Linked DNA regions of Homo sapiens: all the other regions are linked to region 1. A link is a contact called in ENCODE Hi-C or POLR2A ChIA-PET data. All regions are on one chromosome and are shown on one strand. The core of a region is the stretch at or near the end of the contact, and the rest is flanking DNA. Distances in the headings are between cores, read along the strand shown. Region 1 holds the start of POLDIP3 (DNA polymerase delta interacting protein 3). Region 2 holds the start of TTLL12 (tubulin tyrosine ligase like 12). Region 3 holds the start of TSPO (translocator protein).

Evidence for each region. A loop is a pair of places that touch in the nucleus more often than their neighbours do. ChIA-PET counts read pairs that join two places held with the same protein, here RNA polymerase II (POLR2A). Pooled maps may share reads with other maps.
Region 2: a loop to region 1 is called in a map of CD4-positive, alpha-beta T cell, with 25 times the contacts of the local background. The contact joins the promoter of TTLL12 here to the promoter of POLDIP3 in region 1. A Hi-C loop is called at or near these places in 2 of 168 maps with a recorded cell type or tissue (CD4-positive, alpha-beta T cell and natural killer cell), 4 of 37 single-sample maps with no recorded cell type and 14 of 50 pooled maps. POLR2A ChIA-PET finds 5 or more read pairs at or near these places in 16 of 52 experiments (CD4-positive, alpha-beta T cell, CD4-positive, alpha-beta memory T cell, CD8-positive, alpha-beta T cell and 11 more).
Region 3: a loop to region 1 is called in a map of CD14-positive monocyte, with 7 times the contacts of the local background. The contact joins the promoter of TSPO here to the promoter of POLDIP3 in region 1. A Hi-C loop is called at or near these places in 1 of 168 maps with a recorded cell type or tissue (CD14-positive monocyte), 3 of 37 single-sample maps with no recorded cell type and 18 of 50 pooled maps. POLR2A ChIA-PET finds 5 or more read pairs at or near these places in 7 of 52 experiments (B cell, HCT116, PC-3 and 3 more).

What each region holds. Positions count from the first base shown.
Region 1 is chr22:42,613,137-42,617,208 of GRCh38, reverse strand. It overlaps POLDIP3 (DNA polymerase delta interacting protein 3), which reads left to right and starts at 2,326. Exons shown (of 9, transcript NM_032311.5): 1 at 2,326-2,410. The coding sequence starts at 2,352. RNU12 (RNA, U12 small nuclear) reads right to left here and starts at 1,965; the gene lies at 1,816-1,965. LOC124905127 (a long non-coding RNA gene) reads left to right here and starts at 2,430. Exons shown (of 2, transcript XR_007068118.1): 1 at 2,430-4,072. RefSeq lists enhancers at 1,339-1,468, 2,119-2,178, 2,259-2,438, 1,931-2,474, 2,475-3,018 and 1 more and silencers at 1,909-1,968, 2,509-2,838.
Region 2 is chr22:43,185,115-43,189,186 of GRCh38, reverse strand. TTLL12 (tubulin tyrosine ligase like 12) reads left to right here and starts at 2,053. Exons shown (of 14, transcript NM_015140.4): 1 at 2,053-2,294. The coding sequence starts at 2,118. RefSeq lists silencers at 1,640-1,759, 2,008-2,167, 2,208-2,427 and enhancers at 2,808-2,867, 2,878-2,957, 2,898-3,402.
Region 3 is chr22:43,149,207-43,153,278 of GRCh38, reverse strand. TSPO (translocator protein) reads right to left here and starts at 1,720. Exons shown (of 4, transcript NM_000714.6): 1 at 1,675-1,720. RefSeq lists an enhancer at 1,028-1,127 and a silencer at 1,749-1,968.

The DNA of each region.
Region 1 (4,072 bases), core at 1,077-3,576:
CTGCCTCCCAGGTTCAAGCGGTTCTATTGCCTCAGTCTCCGGAATACCTGGGGATTACAGGCGTGCACCACCACACCGGCTAATTTGTTTGTATTTTTAGTAGAGATGGGGTTTCACCATGTTGGTCAGACTGGTCTGAAACTCCTGACCTCAGGTGACCCACCCTCCTCGGCCTCCCAAAGTGCTGGGATCACAGGTGTGAGCCACCATGCCTGGCCAACACCTTTAAAATAACAGTTGTAACGGGCCCTTTACGCTGCAGAATTCACAGGCAGTATCACCTACCTATACGAAGAATTTTAAAAATCAACACAGCTCTAAATGAGTTGTAAAAGAACAAGAAAGGAGGCCGGGTGCTGTGTCTCATGCTTGTAATCCCAGCACTTTGGGAGGCCGAAGCAGGTGGATCACCTGAGGTCAGGAGTTCGAGACCAGCCTGGCCAACATTGTGAAACCCCCGTCTCTACTAAAAATACAAAAATTAGCCGGGCGTGGTGGCGTGCGCCTGTAATCCCAGCTACTCGGGTGGCTGAGACAGGAGAATCGCTTGAACCCGGGAGGCGGAGGCTGTGGTGAGCTGAGATTGTGCCACTGCACTCCAGCCTGGGCGACAGAGCGAGACACCGTCTCAAAAATAAAAATAAAATTGTCCTCCGCATCTGCCCTACACTGCCCAGCTGACCCCACTGGCCAGCCTGTCCTCCTCCCACCTCTTGCGCGTTCCTCCTGGCACGCCTGGAAGGGAGGAAAGGCTTAATGGTCCCGTTCTATGGGTGAGGAAAAGAGGTCTGGGAAGGAGCCCGGCGTGGTGGGGCGGGCCTGTAATCCCAGCTACTCAGGAGGCTGAGGCAGGAGGATTGCAGGATCGCTCTTACCCAGTTTCTTTCTTTCTTTCTTTTTTTTTTTTTTTTGAAACGGAGTCTTGCTCTGTCGCCTAGGCTGGAGTGCAATGGCGCGATCTCGGCTCACCGCAACCTCCGCCTCCCGAGTTCAAGCGATTCTTCTGCCTCAGGCTCCTGAGTAGGTGGGATTTCAGGCCGTGCCACCGCGCCCGGCTAATTTTTTTCTTTCTTTTTTTTTTTTTCAGTAGAGACGGGGTTTCTCCGTGTTGGCCAGGCTGGTCTCGACCTCCTGACTTCAGGTGATCCACCCGCCTCAGCCTCCCAAAGTGCTGAGATTACAGACATGAGCCACCGCTCCTGGCCTCTTACCCAGTTTCTGCACGGAGCTCCTGATGCCTGATGGCCAAGAGGACATAACCCCACCTGTTCTAAGGGCATGGAGTGTATTTTTAGAGTGATTGGACAAAATATGTGCCGAACACCTACGTCAGGTCTGGCGCATGCTGGAGGCTGGGGTTATATCAATGCAAAAGCCATTCCCTGTATTTAACACGTAAATGAATTAGTCTCTTTAACTCTCCCAACGCCCTATAAATTATTTGCTCCATTTTACATATTAAACGCTGTCACGAACTGAGCTGCTGTGTGAGGCCGGGGCCGGACTTATCTTTCTGAAGCACAGAGAAGCGGTTATACGCAGAAGTTTGGGAGAACTGGGTAAGGCCGCACACATGGAAATTGCCAGTTTCGTGGGTCCCAACGTCAATACTGTGGGCAACCTTAGACCGGCTCAAAGCGCAGCTGGGGACGGTGATGAAGTGCAGAGCGTCCACAGCCAGCGACAAGACTGCCAAGCAACTGGCAGCCTGAGTAACGGAGAAAACAACGAAAAAAACGCATTCACCACCTACCAACAAGAAACAAAAAACACGACCACCCCACAGTCAGTCTACTTTTTAGGCGTGAATAAGGTCGGGCAGATCGCAACTCCCAGGCATCCCGCAAAGTAGGCGGGTCACCTTGAGGGCGACCTTTACCCGCTCAAAAATTCGTCTCACATTAGCAGTGAGGATTCGGGCGTCACCCCGAATCGTTATTTTCCTTACTCATAAGTTTAAGGCATAAGGACGTTTTTAGTTTATTTCCTAGGTAATGAATTCTATTCTCATTAGGCGTATGATGACTATCGTAGTTGACTGTTGAGGTCATGATCCAGTTCCATTGAAGTTTGTCTCACTTGTTAATAATGTATTTTGTTGCTTTTCATTTAATTTTTTCCCTCGAGGAAAATAAATAATTCATAATGTGCCGAACTTCCGTATGCAGATGAGCAGCCAGCACCGCGAAGGCTCACGGGGAACGTCCCCGCCCCTTCCGGTTCTTGCCTGCTTTGAGCTGGCTGTCGCGAGAGTTGGTCCGCGGACGCCGGAAGTAGTTCGTCGCTCCCTAGCGGCCGAAGGGGCGGGCTCGCGGGGTCTCGACTGCTTTCGGCTTGCTCGGCGGAGCAAGATGGCGGACATCTCCCTGGACGAACTCATCAGGAAGCGCGGGGCGGCGGCGAAAGGACGGTGAGAGGCCTTTCCTTTCTTCGGGGTTTAGGGTCCTCGGCCTAGTGGAGCTCGAGGCGGGGGAGGTAGCGATCCGGGAGCGACGCGGAGGACCGGGTGCGCCCGCCCCCGACCACAGCCGCGCTCCTCATTGGCCGGCTGCCGCCGTCCCCGCCGTGGCCCCGACCGCCCGCCCACTGGCCGAGGCGCAGTCCCTCTGGCGGCCCTGGGAGGCCGACGGGGCCGCGGCGGGGACAGGGTGCCGCCTCGTGGACCTGAGGGGCTGCCCCCTGGGGCCCCCGCGTTCCGGGGTCCTGGGGTCTCGGCGGCGCAGCCTCCTTGCCTGTGTGGACTGGCATTTGGGCCCCGCTCCGTGATCTCGGCGCTGCCTGGTCTCCACCCATCTTAGAGTTGAGACAACCGAAGTTTAGTAGCGGGGAAGTGACTTGCTCCGACCGCCGAAGCTGAGGCGCAAGCCCAAATCCCCCTGCACGCGGCCCCTGTTAACACTCGCCTCTCTTTGTGCGGCGTTTTAAGTTTTCTGAGCCCTTTCATATACACGATGCCTCATTTAATCTTTTACAGTCCTGTTGTCTGCTAGCTATTCATGTTACCCACCTTTTACTGATGGGGAACTTGAGGCTGGAAGTGGTAGAGTGACTTGCCCGAGGCCACGGAGAACTGAGCGGCGGGCTGAGCGCGATTTAATTGCTGGCTGAGTTGGCCTCCTACATGGGCTTGAAAAACTGGTGTGTTGGGCAGGAGATTGGTTATTTCCTTAGGGAGAAGAAAGTGCTTGAGCTGGCTGAGGAGCCATGGAGGTGATTTGCAGTCATGTCTCCCAAACTTCCCCTAGACCCTTAAATGTTGTTAGTCATTTCAAGCCTTCGTGAGCTGAGTTCATCTGTATGAAGAAGTGAGAACTTTGCCCAATAGTTTCCCAACACACATTAAGTTTAAATGTCTTTGTAAATAGCCAGGATGTAAATATGTTAGATATTGTTTTCTCAGACATTTGTTCTCTCAGCAGATGTTTATTTTTATTTTTATGTTTTTTTTGAGACGGGGTGTTGCTCTGTCGCCCAGGCTGGAGTGCAGTGGTGCCATCTCGGCTCACTGCAACCTCCGCCTCCCCGGTTCCAGCGATTCTCCTGCCTCAGCCTCCCAAGTAGCAGGGACTACAGGTGTGCACCACCACGCCCGGCTAATTTTTGTATTTTTAGTAGAGATGGAAGTTTCACTGTGTTGGTCAGGCTGGTTTCGAACTCCTGACCTCAGGTGATCCTCCCGCCTCGGCCTCCTAAAGTGCTGGGATTACAGGCGTGAGCCACCGGCCCGGCCATTCCGCAGATGTTTATTAATACCACCCGTATGCCTGTGGTTAGGTTTTTCTCTTGATGTCTGAAATGTATCCCTCACCTCCTTCCCCATCCTGGACACTTGTATCAACTACAACTGCCACCACCACCTCATAATTCGCAGCCAGCACTTACCTGGCTTGTGGTTCGTAACGGGCACACATTAGTATTTGTTTCCTCAACTACTGACTGTGAAAGCTCTCTCAGATCTCCATCTAGTGACTGATGTGAAGCTGGTGCTGGCTCCTCTGGCCACTTCTAAGTCCATCCACGTTTTGTAGGTTCCTTTGGAAACGACAGAATGATCCACCCCAGGTTCTTCTCT
Region 2 (4,072 bases), core at 804-3,303, 570 kb before region 1:
ACAGAGCCTTGGAGCTCAGGTGAAGAGTTGAACCACAAAGGGTTCCAAGTAGGGATCTGATACAACTGGGTTTACATTTGGGGAGGAGCATGTGAAAGAGGACTGCCCTGTCAGAGCCTCACATTCTCCTGGTCAAAGGGGCTGGGTCAGGAATGTTCACATAATCTGACCAGTACCTGACACAACTGAGACTCAGTCTGTCTTCCCCAGCGGGACCGATGGAAGGGTTGTGGAAGCGGGAGGTGCACTAGGTGTGTACCACTATACCTGGCTAATTAAAAATTTCTTTTTGTAGGGTCGAGGTCTTGCTTTGTTGCCCAGCCTGGTCTCAAACTCCTTATTTCAAGTGATCCTCCTGTCTTGGCCTCCCAAAGTGCTGGAATTACAGGTGTGAGCCAGCATGCCCCATCCTAGCATTGTGATGCTGTTTTACTATATTATTTATTTTGAGATGGAGTCTCGCTATGTTGACCAGGTTGGAGTGCAATGGTACAATCTCAGCCTTGGCTTCCACAACAAAAACCGAGGAATCAGGGTTTTCCTCTGGCCATGGTGAAACCCTGTCTCTACTGAATACAAAAAATTAGCCAGGCGTGGTGGCACACACCTGTAGCCCCAGCTACTTGGGAGGCTGAGGCAGGAGAATCACTTGAACCCGGGAGGCAGAGGTTGCAGTGAACCGAGACTGCACCATTGCACTCCAGCCTGGGCAACAAGAGCAAAACTCCATCCCAAAATAAATAAATAAATAAAATGTTTTTCTCTGCAGCCCTCACCAACTTGAGTTTGGAAATTTTTGCCTTTGCAGACCCACCTGCTTCCTACAATGGAATTGAACAAGTCCGTGAATTGGTGCATTTTATTCAAACTCAGTTCAAAAATGTTATCAAAATAGCATCTGAAGCTCCAAAAAATTTTCAGCCTTTGTTTTTTAGCAAATTACAATTCTTACAAAATTGCAAAAAGGAAGACATTGAAATGTATCCCTATGGAGCAATAAAACTCAATGAGAGTTCAAAAGAGAATGTCTTTTGAAATTCTATAACTGAACTGTTTTCTTTTAAAGAGGGAGTCTGGCTATGTTGCCGAGGCTGGACTTGAATTCTTGGGCTCAAGCTATCCTCCCGCCTCAGCCTCCCGAGTAACTGGGACTACAGACGCGGCCACCACGCCCAGCTCAACTGCACTTCGAAACATCCCGACATGTAGGAGTAAATTCCTCTGACGGGTACACTTGGTCTTAATTGGATCAACTGACATTCCGAATCCAAATATAAGTAATTGAGAAGGGCCACGATTTTGCAGCATCCAAATCTGGTGAAACGCTCACAAGAATCGAGAGCTCCCAAGGCAGGGGGCCTGCGAGCTCTGTGTGCCCGGTGCAGGCACAGAAGCGCCGCCTCACCGGGTTCGGGCCCCAGGACACCTTCCGGGCCGTCGGTGGGGCCTTTTCCGGTCCTGACAGCGCCCTATACGTAGGCACCCCGCCCTCCCGGCATTCCCCGGGGTCGCCGCGCGCTGAGCGAGAAAAGCTCAGCCACCATCAGGTGCGCGTGCGCACACGGCGGCAGCCAAACCACAGGCGCGGTCGCAGACGCGCGCCCCCTCCTGGCAAGCTCGCGCGCTCTCGCACGCACCCCGCCGATGCGCAGGGCCTGCCCGGGGGCCGCGGCAAACCGGGCTGGAGGCGGACTGGGGGCGGGGCGGGACGGGGTGAGGGGGCGAGAAGAGGGCGGGGCAGGGGAGGGGTCGGGGGGGCCGGGAGGAGGACGGGGCGGTGGGGAGGGGGGCAGGGGGCGGGGGCAGGGGGCGCGGCAGGGGCGGGGGGCTGGGGGGAGGACGGGGCGGTGGGCGGGGGGCTGGGAGGAGGACGGGGCGGGGGTGCTGGGAGGCGGGCGGGGCGGGGGGCGGAGGCGGGGGGGGCTGGGAGGAGGGCGGGGCGGGGGGGGGCTGGGAGGAGGGCGGGGCGGGGGGGGGCTGGGAGGAGGGCGGGGCGGGGGGGGGGGCGCTGGGAGGAGGGCGGGGCGGGGCAGGGGGCGGAGGCGGGAGGGCAGGGCCGACGGACGGCGGGCGGCGGCGGCGGTGGCGGCGCTGGAGTCGGCGCGGGTGCTGGCGCCATGGAGGCCGAGCGGGGTCCCGAGCGCCGGCCTGCGGAGCGTAGCAGCCCGGGCCAGACGCCGGAGGAGGGCGCGCAGGCCTTGGCCGAGTTCGCGGCGCTGCACGGCCCGGCGCTGCGCGCTTCGGGGGTCCCCGAACGTTACTGGGGCCGCCTCCTGCACAAGCTGGAGCACGAGGTGCGGGGAAGGGCGGCGGGCACGTGCGGCGGCCGGGGTGGGAGCGCGGCGGGAGCCCGCGGCGCGGGACAGGGAAGAGCGCTCCCGGGCGGCGGGAGCCGCGGTGAGCCACCCAGAGCGCGTCCTGGGCAGCTCTGGAGCGGCGTGGAGTTGGGGGCCGAAGAGTGACAGCAGGAGACCGGGGTACCTGCGGCCCTGATCTGCCCGGGCCCGAGACCGGCTGAGGGCTGCGTTGGGAACTTTAGGTCCTCCACACACCCGAGCCTGACACAGCCCTGCGAGGAGTGAAACTCATCACCCCCACTTCACAGATGAGAACACTGCGGCTCCGAGAGTCCCTTCAGAGGGATTCTTTCAGCCGCTGCCTCACAGGGACAACGGGAACCCCGTGAATTTGTGTAGCTGTAACTGTTGGGTTCACAGAATTCGGTGTTTTTTCATTTGATTTGAGCCTCGGGGTCCCCTCATCTTGCAGGTTAAAGAAAACAGGCTGTGAGAGGTGGAGGAGAAATCTAAAGAAAAATGGAAAAGATTGAGAAGCCTCTAGGTTCTCTCCCTTTTTGTGAGGACGGCCCATCCGGCTCACCTGCCTCCTCCACTCCAAAGCGTTCCCCACTGTCCTGGCTGGGGATGAGCCCTGGATTTTTATTGCGTGCCCAGAGGCTGAGGCCACAGCACCTTCCCGGGCTGGCGGGGGGGGGGGTGTTTTCTTTAGCTGGGACCCGACATCTCCTCCAGGTGCTGTCTCCCGGACGGAGATGAGCCTAGTGGCGCAGGTGATGAAGTGGAAACCCCAGAGCCAAGAACAGGGACCCGGGCCGGGAACTAGGAGTCCCTGAGCCTGGCTGCTGGCCAGACTCTACGGTCTCTGAGCCAGTTTTTCTCTGTGTAATCCTGATTGGACTAGGAACCTTCCTGCTGGAAACGTGCAGTGAGTGGCACCTCCTTATGCTACAGTGTAACAGAGAGTTTCCTCTGCCCCTCACTTCTGCCATATGCTTTCCGAGGACCACTCTGGTCCCAGGCCTGTGCTGGGTGGAAGGGACCTTGGTTTGTTCATGAGGACAAAAAGGTTCCCATGGGCTGCGTGGAAGGAGCACAGTGGGAATGACCAGCTCCTGCCCAGCCAGCCTCCACGGCAGCACGCCCTCCCTCGGGCGGTCACTCGCCCGTCTGAGACCTGTTCTCCATCTGGGAAGGGGATGGTGAGACACCATCTGGCTCCCACAGTATTGGAAGGATGGGAGGTGGCATGAGAAATATGCCTGGCACACAGAGGGTGGTCGCCACCGTGCCACGTCCCCTGCCCAGGCCGCCTTGCCTGCTGTTGCCCTACTAAGGGGCAGCCAGTGTTTTTCCGTGACCCTTCCCCAGCCGTTAAGGACAGAGCTGAATCACTGCTTTACCATTCACAAACTTGCAGCTCTTCCTGAGTGAAGCCTCCTGCTGCTACTGGCCCAGGTGTGGAGGAGGCCGCCAGCAGCAGCAGCACCTGCCAGCGCTGTGGGCCCTTACACCCCTGGCCATCAGCCCTCCTGCCTCACCTTAGGCCGGCTGCCCTGGAAAGGATGGGGAAACTTGAAGATACATACATATATATATATATATATATATATATATATATATATATATATATATATATATAATTTTTTTCTTTTTTTAATTGAGACGGAGTCTTGCTCTGTCACACAGGCTGGAGTGCAGTGGCATGATCTCGGCTCACTGCAAGCTCTGCCTCCCGGGTTCAAATGATTCTCCTGCCTCAGCCTCCCGAGTAG
Region 3 (4,072 bases), core at 471-2,970, 540 kb before region 1:
GCTGAGGTGGGAGGATCGCTTGAGCCCAGGAGTTCTGCAGGAGACTGCAGTGAGCTATGATTGCATCACTGCACTCCAGCCTGCATACCAGAGTGAGACCCTGTCTCAAACAAACAAACAAAAACAAGAAAGGAAGGAAGGAAGGGGAAGAAAGAAAAAAAGAGAAAGAGAAAGGAAAGAAGGAAGGAAGGAAAGAAAGAAAGAAAGAGAAAGAAGAAAGAGAAAGAAGGGGTGGGAAGGGGAGGGGAGGGAGGGAGGAAGGAAGGACGGAAGAAAGGAAGAAAGCAAGCTAAAGTGAAAAGTAGGCTCCCTCCCTGCGAGCCCAAGCCCCTCACCCCAGCTGGAGAACCCGCTGTGAATACTTTCTGGTAGATCCAGCCAGACATCCTGCCTCACGCCAGGCACAAGTGTGTACAGACGACAGGACACAGCACATGTGCACACACACACTCCCAGGAAAGAAAGTGGTCCTCGGGGCACAGTGGAGAAGGCAGGCTGGGATCAGCCTGCACGGGTTCTGGCCCTGGCTCCACCGCGCCAGCTGCGTGACTCTGGACAAAGGCTTCTTTGGCAAGCCTCAGTTTCGCCGAACCTCCCTGTGGGGCTGCCAGCAGCCAGGTGGAGACTCAGGGGCCGCCTTCCCCTGCTGGGCTGAGGCTGGCTCTCCTGTCCTTGCCACACGGCCCCTTTCACCGCCAGTGGAAACCTGCCTCAGGCTGCCCTGTCCCGGGCCCCACCGACTCCACAGAGACGCCGGGCCTCGCCCACTGTTCTGGCAGTAGGCCTTCATGGGCAGGGCTTGCTGTGTGCCAGGCAAGCTGGGCGGCTGCTTCCTGTACACCACCTCCCCTGATATCCTCGCCCTGCCTGAGCCCATTCTGGGACAGCCTCAAGTCCTGTCTCTCCTGCCATCCAGCCCAGGGCACGCTGCTGGTATCCCGTAGCCCTGGCCCCTGGCAGGCTGGCCAGAGGGGCTCCAGGCCCACGCCAGGCCATGGCCTCTGGCAGCTGCCCTGGCCAGCAGCGCGTTCACAGCAGGAAGCCCCCGCTTCTCCTACCTGGGCTCCGGCTTCTTTGCAAGGGGTAGGGGAAGCAGACAGGTCCCAGAGGCTGCTCGGCTCACAGTAAGACCCGTCTAGGCTGCAACGCACCTGAGCCCCGCACTGGGAATCGAGGGCCAGGGGGCCTCTAACCGGCTTTGGGCAAAATAAACTTCCCCGATCTGGACTGTTCTCCACTACGAAACGGGGTGTCTCGGAGATCAAGAGCCCGAGGTCTCCCAGATATTCTGAGACCCTCAAGGGAGTTCCGCCTGGGATTGCCCATCCGCGGAATGGGCAGGAGAGGGAGCGTCGGCCACTCCTGGGACCGCGCTTCCTGCAGGAGAAGCCACGCGGCCAAGGGCTGGGCGTGGCAGGGTTGTCCAAGTTTTCCCTCCCGAACCCCCAGCCGGAGGCGGCCCGCGCTGGAACCCCGGCCGCGGAGGCCCAGACTCTGCTGCCCGCCGCCCCCTGACCCGGTAGCCGAGCCCCAAGTGCTGCCCCGGGTCGCCCCCTCGGGTGTCCAGTCTGCGGCTCCGGCCTCAGTTTCCCTCTGTCCCGCGGCGCTGCCAAGAGTCGCAGCCATGCGGGCCCCCACTTCCCGCTGCCCCCTCCGCGTCCCGTCCTCACTCACCAGCGGCGAGGGCACGCTCCGGGAAGGGCACTGCCTGGCAGGAGTTAGCCAGGCCGCTGTCCCCGCATCCGCCCCGCCCCTCCCAGCCGCCAGGCCCCGCCCCTCTCAGTCGCCCGGCCCCGCCCCGCCCCGCCTGGCAGCCCGGGCACTGGGCCCACTCGCGTCCCCGCGGGACCGGGAGCTCACTCCTCAAAGCCACCTCTCCCGCGGGACGCGCTTCTGCCTCCCCCCGGCCGCGAGCAAGTCTCTCGGCTCCTCCTCCTCCCCATGGTGACCGGTGACGGCCGCCCGGCCAGACCCAACATCTAAAACGTTGCCGTGTGTCCAACGGCGTGTCGTTTGTCGTCTCTTCTAGCCTCACTTTTCCCATCTATAAAATGCAGCAACAAGACCGATCTCCGAGTGGGGAATTACCTCTCCTGAGGCCAAGGCCCTGAGCGTCCTGCTGCCCAGCAGCCTTGGCCCCATTTCCGGAGCACCCCAGTTCCTTGAGCTGTTGACGCAGGGCACGGAGGCAGCGCGCTGCACTCTTAGTCCTGGCCCAGCCACTTTCTGACTGGCTCTCTGGGCCTCCATCTCCTCATCTGTAAAATGGGCACAAAGTCGTGGGACTGATGAGGCCGCAACGCGGTGATGCAGGCAGGACACCCCTCAGATGCTCGGCGCTCAGTGAGGGGAGGCTGCCATCATCACAGCCCAGAGGTGGCCTCCAGCTGCCCAGGTCCACTCCCATGCAGGGTGTGTCCAGCCCCAGGCCCTTGGCACTATGGCTGTCTTGCTGCAGTTCAAGGCTGTCCCAGCTCCCTCCAGACAACTCAGCCTGGCAACGCCCCATCAGCCTGAACCAGCCACGTTGGCCCAAACTGATCCTGCAGGGTCCAAGGAGAACTGTGGCTACTTCTACCCAGACACAGAAGCCAGGAGCCTCCTTGGGGACCAGCCAGGCTGCAGTATGGCTTTCCTAGGACCTGGCATTTTTGCCTTTGTGAGCCTCTTCCTCTATTAAAAAACAAACATACATAAATCTATTTTTTACTGTGTTGGCCTGAAGACAAGGATAACCCAGGCTTGGTTCCATTCTTCATTCATCTTTTTCTTCTGGGTTTCTTTTTTTTTTTTTTTGAGACGGAGTTTCGCTCTTGTCTCCTAGGCTAGAGTACAATGGCACAATCTCGGCTCACTGCAACCTCTGCCTCCTGGGTTCAAGTGATTCTCTCCTCCCTCAGCCTCCCGGTAGCTGGGATTACAGGCGCCTGCCACCATGCCCGGCTAATTTTTGTATTTTTAGTAGAGATGGGGTTTCACCATGTTGGCCAGGCTAGTCTCGAACTCCTGACCTGAAGTGATCCACTGCCTCGGCCTCCTAAAGTGCTAGGATTACAGGCGTGAGCCACCGCACCTGGCAGCTTTGTTTTTTTTTTTTTTTTTCTTTTTTAAAATTCCTTCTGGCCAGGCACGGTGGCTCATGCCTGTAATCCCAGCACTTTGGGAGGCCGAGGTGGGTGGATCACTAGGTCAGGAGTTCGAGACCAGCCTGGCCAACATGGTGAAACCCCATCTCTACTAAAAATACAAAAATTAGCTGGGCATGGTGGTGTGTGCCTGTAATCCCAGCTACTTGGAAGGCTAAGGCAGGAGAATCTCTTGAACCCAGGAGGCAGAGGTTGCAGTGAGCTGAGACGGTGCCACTGCACTCCAGCTTGGTGACAGAGCGAGACTCCGTCTCAAAAAAAAAAAAAAAAAATCCCTTCTTAGCCGGGCGTGGTGGCTCACACCTGTAATCCCAGCACTTTGTGAGGCCGAGGCCGGTGGATCACCTGAGGTCAGCAGTTCGCCACCAGCCTAACCAACATGGTGAAACCCAGTCTCTACTAAAAATACAAAAATTAGCTGGGCATGGTGGCAGGCGCCTGTAATCCCAGCTACTCAGGAGGCTGACACAGGAGAATCGCTTGAACCGGGAGGTGGAGGTTTCAGTGAGCCAAGATCACGCCATTGCACTCCAGCTTGGGTGACACAGTGAGACTCTTTCTCAAAAAAACAAAACAAAAAATAAAATAAAATAAAAATAAGACACACATGTGGCTGGTTGCAGTGGCTCACGCCTGTAATCCTAGCACTTCGGGAGGCCGAGGCAGGCAGATCACTTCAGGTCAGGAGTTGGAGACCAACCTGGCCAACACGGTGAAACCCCATCTCTACTAAAAATACAAAAATTAGCTGGGCGTTGTGGCGGGCACCTTTAATCCCAGCTACTCGGGAGGCTGAAGCATGAGAATCACTTTAACCCGGGAGGTGGAGGCTGCAGTGAGTCGTGATCACACCTCTGCACTCCAGCCTGGGTGATAAAGCAAAACTCAATTTAAAAAAAAAAAAAAAAACCACACACGTGTACACA